Regions from separate parts of the Homo sapiens genome. Here region 2 is linked to region 1. Evidence: chromatin loops called from intact Hi-C (ENCODE). Cell type or tissue: B cell. All regions are shown on one strand.

Region 1 (2,500 bases):
GTAGTGTGGAATGTGAAGTATGTGGTACAAATTCTGATTTCAATATAATGCTACTATCAAACACTAAGAAAGAAACTGAGTTAGAATAGCTTTGCAAAGATAATCTGCCCACCCTCTTCCTTTTCCCGTTAAACCAGGCTCGCTTGAATGCCACTGTCTTTGCATATAACACATTGTAATATGACCATCTGTTTGTGTACTTTTATCCTCCAGTAGACTGTAAGTTTCTTAAGGACAAGAACAACTCATTCTATCCTTGTAGTTCCAGAACCTGACACAGAGCCTGACACAAAATGGACAATAAATACTAGTTCTAAGAACCAACTAACCGCACTGTTAGGGCAGTGAGCACTGAGAGACAGTACAAGCCCTTAGATGCACTGAAATTTTGGTGGGGTATGTAGGATCTGAAAATAACCACAGTTCAATAATCTCAGATTAGGGCACAGCGTTCAGCCATAATGAAAATGCCGAGAAATACAGCGATGCTCTTAGCAGATTAATAAGGAAGTGTTCCATAAGGCAACCTCGTGAATATTGCTAGCCAGATCGCTCTTTTATTTGTGCCTTGAGTTTATTTTACTCTCTCTCATCAATGGAAGAGTGGTGCTGGCTGAGAGCAGGGGCCAGACAGTCAATTATCTACATCCCATTCTTTTTCTTTCCTTCTTTCTTTTTTTAAACATTTCTTAACTTCGAAAGATGATGAGCTCAGGCTTAGAACTAGGGATAGGACTCCTGGGTTTTCACTTGGATTATCCAACCTGACCTGCAGCATGCCAACACTTGAGTTTTCCTGTGTTAAACTGATGAATACAAGTTTATTTTATCTTCTCAATACGTTTCCCTATGAATATTATTAACTAACTCATAAATGCCTATTTTTTCTTACAGAAAAGGGATTTATAAATGCTACCAATTCAAGTGAAGATTATGAAATTGACCAATATGAAGAGTTTTGTTTTTCTGTCAGGTTTAAAGCCTACCCACAAATCAGATGTACGTGGACCTTCTCTCGAAAATCATTTCCTTGTGAGCAAAAGGGTCTTGATAACGGATACAGGTGAGACCACAAAGGACTCTAAGATACCATTTTTAGCATAATTCTCCTTGCTTGTCGCCCTTGAGAAGGACAGTTTTATACTTATGGAAGCAAATTCACTTATGAGTTTAACTATTATTGAGTTGAAATTGGAGATAAGAAAACAATAAGCAGATGTGAGGATACAGTAGCAGTCTTACCATTACTTTAGATAATATAACCTGCTGCATGAAAACAGAAAGAACCGTATTAGTCTGGTCTAGTTTGAGTCTGGTTCTCTGGCATTTTCTGAGTCACAAGGTAGTTTTTACTTCCTGTTTGAGAGTGCGGTGTGTAGGACACTGAGTCTCCCCTAAAACATTTGCAGATGATTGAGGAAGTAAAACTCCTTAAAAACAGAAAAACATTACTCATAGGTGTATTGATTTAAATTTTCAAAAAATACATGCAGAAATAGCCCAATAGTAAGTGCTGAAGGAAAATGTTGTTTTCCTCGGGATTTGTATGAGAAACTATGCAAGATTCTTTTTTTTAAGAACAACAAATTTTCTTTTCTTTTTCTTTTTCTTTTTTTTTTTTTTTTTGAGATGAGGTCTCACTCTGTCACCTAGGCTATAGTGCAGTGGTGCAATATTGGCTCACTGCAACCTCCACCTCCCAGGCTCAAGTGATCCTCCCACCTCAGCCTCCCAAGTAGCTGGTACCACAGGTGCACACCACCACACCTGACTAATTTTTTGTATTTTTGGTAGAGACAGGGTTTTGCCATGTTGCGCAGGCTGGTCTCGGACTCTTGAGCTCAGGAGATTCACCCTACCTGGGCCTCCCAAAGTGCTGGGATTACAGGCGTGAGCCACTGCACCCAGCCGAAAGATTCTCTTGTGGGAGGAATTCTCCATTCCTTCTTTGGAAAACAAAAAACAACTTTCCCCTATATCTTCTATAGTTATGACATCTCTTGTCTCTTTAAACTAATGCTATGGAACATGGTTTTGGACTAGGCTATGAGACACTGAGACGCACATGTTATCTTTCAAACAAGTCAATGGACTAGAATAAATCATCCTTTCTCAGCATGTGGTCTGTTGAACAACTGTGTAAGAATCATCTGAGCAAATGTTTAAAATGTGGATTCCTGGCTCCCATTCCAGACATGCTGACTCAAAACTGGGGCAAAACGCTCAGACTCTGCTTTTTTAATGAGAACCTTTGGTGATTCCTATCACAGGTCTAGATCTGTGCTGTCCGGTACGGTAGCCACCAGCCACATGTGGCTATTGAGAGCTTGAAGTGTGTCTGGTCCAAATTGAGATGTACTCTAATTGTAAAATACACACTAGATTTTGAAGACTTAGTATGAAAAAAAGAATGTAAAATATATTATTAATAATTTTTATATTGGCCGGGCTCGGTGGGTCACACCTGTCATCCCAGCACTTTATGAAGCCAAGGCGGGTG
Region 2 (2,500 bases), 380 kb before region 1:
GCCAGGGTATCACTTCCTTCAGTTTTTTCATCACTAAAAGGGCAGTCAGCCTGCCAATCTCATTAGGTTGTTGGGACAAACAATTGAGATAGTATATGTGAAAGTGTATTTGAAGAAAATTAAGTGCTAAATAAATCCTGCTATGCTACATATTTGAAGCACCTCTAGACACAGATGTAGTTTCCAAACATTACGCTCTAGGTGGATTTGACATGATTCTTAGTATAAAACAGAAGCTGTTGTCGAACTAATGATCTAAGAAATGTTAAAATCCTATATAACTTTAAGCATGAACACTCACTCCTTCTACATTTGTTATACATTTTCTTTCTAGAAAAATAAGAGAGCTTCCGTAAGGCGACGAATTGACCAAAGCAATTCCCATGCCAACATATTCTACAGTGTTCTTACTATTGACAAAATGCAGAACAAAGACAAAGGACTTTATACTTGTCGTGTAAGGAGTGGACCATCATTCAAATCTGTTAACACCTCAGTGCATATATATGGTAAGCATAGTTCAGCGTTGCCAACTCATGCTATGCTTTCTAATCATTGTAGATGTCTGTGTTCTCTAAATAAGTCAGTTTTCTGTTGGCCAAGAGTTACATTATCATGAATGAATACAGCTTGGCCATGGTTCCCTCCTCCCCCTGTCAAAAAGCAAACCACATTAAGTACTCTTTACATTTAATACTTTTGAATTGAACAGAGAGTCCTTTCTTTAGATGCTTATTATGGCTAATAATTCGGTTAGAACCTAATATATTTATGAAATTCTTAGTGTTCTGTATAAACAAAACAGAAAAAGATGATGAGTTTTATCTTTATTATCTAAGAAAAATTTCTCAGGTACTACCATGAATTAGAGAAATAAAAATATGGTATGCTAAATCATTTAGAATTAATGCTATTTTATTCCTGCTTTTACTCTCAAGGAATCCTAATGCTGTTGCTTAATTTCAGTATGCAAATTCTATAAAGAAAATGCTTAAAGACCTTATTTCCATTGCTGAAAAGGAAACAGTGTGGAGGGCAGAAACTATGGAACAATTCTATCAGTAGCCTTTATTTCCTTTTGTCTTTCTCCAGTTGATTTTTGATATCAAATTGGTTGTTTTAGGGTGTACAGAGCAACTTTTTCTCACCTTGCTTATAGTGGCCAGGTAGATTTTTAGAAATATCTTCCCACTTCTTTGTTATTGTGATAGAGATATTTAAGGTGTTTCACTTTCTGTTGCTCTGCCACTGTTTTATGTGGCTAGGACGTGATACCATTTGATTTGAAAGGCGTTCACCAATTACAGTGCTTTTAAAGTATCCTATTCATGATCAACATTTGGGCTCATTGATAGGCTCTATCATAATTCAGCTCTGTTTATTTACTCATTGATTACACCCTCCCTGAATGAGGCCCTAAGGTTTTGTTTATGGAAATTATTCTTTTCTAATGTATGTATCACTTCTCCTTTCAAAGATAAAGCATTCATCACTGTGAAACATCGAAAACAGCAGGTGCTTGAAACCGTAGCTGGCAAGCGGTCTTACCGGCTCTCTATGAAAGTGAAGGCATTTCCCTCGCCGGAAGTTGTATGGTAGGACCATCCTTATTTCCATAACAGTTTAAGACATACTTTGTAAGTGGGAAGCTGCAAGAGCCTAATGACTCGAATTCCTGACAAAATACCAAGAGACGTTCCTCAGACAGCCCCAGAGAGCTCAGAACTCTGTAGATTCTTGGGTGGTGGAGGTGAGAAGGGCTGGGGAAAAGGAAATAATGTAGCAAGGTAAGCGAGAGATGAGGTTTGTTTGAGTGCTCGCTTCAGTCTAGTCTCTTACTGTGGCTAACTTTCTGCATCTCTAAACCTTCCTATGATGTCAACATTCTTTGAATGGGATGTGTTGAGCAATGACTAGGAAGCATTTTGAATATGTAACATGCTCTATTAACCCTGAAGAAGTGGGCTCTTGTAATGAGAATGCTGAAAATAATTCTTTTATATACAGCTGGGTTGAAAGTTCCAGTCCTGTTTTAAAATTAAACAAACATTAATAGAGACAAGACTTACTCATTTGAAGAGGGGGACGATGGGGCCTATTTGAACTAATTAAGTTTTTTTTGGCTAGAAAGATACATATTCAAAACCTCCTTCAGCAGTTGTTTTTTAAAACACTGGTACAACACCTGATGTAAAACAATGTAATCTGTTTATGATCTGCAATCATTTTACAAAATTACTGTTAAATGCCAATATCTTTGGCTCAAGTCATTACATTTTAAACAAAGGGTATAGTACAAAACTGATTAGCAAAACAATCCATACAATAGGGATGTGGCGCCATTTTAGAATCTCCCTAACCAGAGCTGATTTGGCTTTCAATGTCATATGAGGGCAGTGTTTGTTTGCAGTTCCCTCAAATACTTAATAGGGAATTAAAGAGAAAATTTTAACTTTGTGCTATGTCTTCATGCCATTGCAGTAGAAAAATGATCTTTTTT

The links. Peaks named below come from ENCODE experiments on the same cell type or tissue, not always from the same donor. Only the 100,000 strongest peaks of a DNase experiment are listed, where the experiment ranks them.
Region 2: a loop joins it to region 1, with 3 times the contacts of the local background. A loop is called at or near these places in 1 of 110 quality-filtered maps.

What each region holds. Positions count from the first base shown.
Region 1 is chr13:28,046,838-28,049,337 of GRCh38, reverse strand. It overlaps FLT3 (fms related receptor tyrosine kinase 3), which reads left to right. Exons shown (of 24, transcript NM_004119.3): 9 at 895-1,063. Among named protein-coding and RNA genes, the nearest start is that of FLT3, 52 kb to the left of the region's middle. In B cell, no CTCF peak of the experiment used is centred here; DNase peaks (open chromatin) are centred at 47, 487 and 1,337; H3K4me3 peaks cover 1,123 bases; H3K27ac peaks cover 2,372 bases.
Region 2 is chr13:28,429,145-28,431,644 of GRCh38, reverse strand. It overlaps FLT1 (fms related receptor tyrosine kinase 1), which reads left to right. Exons shown (of 30, transcript NM_002019.4): 7 at 335-509; 8 at 1,478-1,595. Among named protein-coding and RNA genes, the nearest start is that of FLT1, 65 kb to the left of the region's middle. RefSeq lists enhancers at 680-1,339, 1,359-1,758. In B cell, no CTCF peak of the experiment used is centred here; a DNase peak (open chromatin) is centred at 1,534; H3K4me3 peaks cover 1,590 bases; H3K27ac peaks cover 2,410 bases.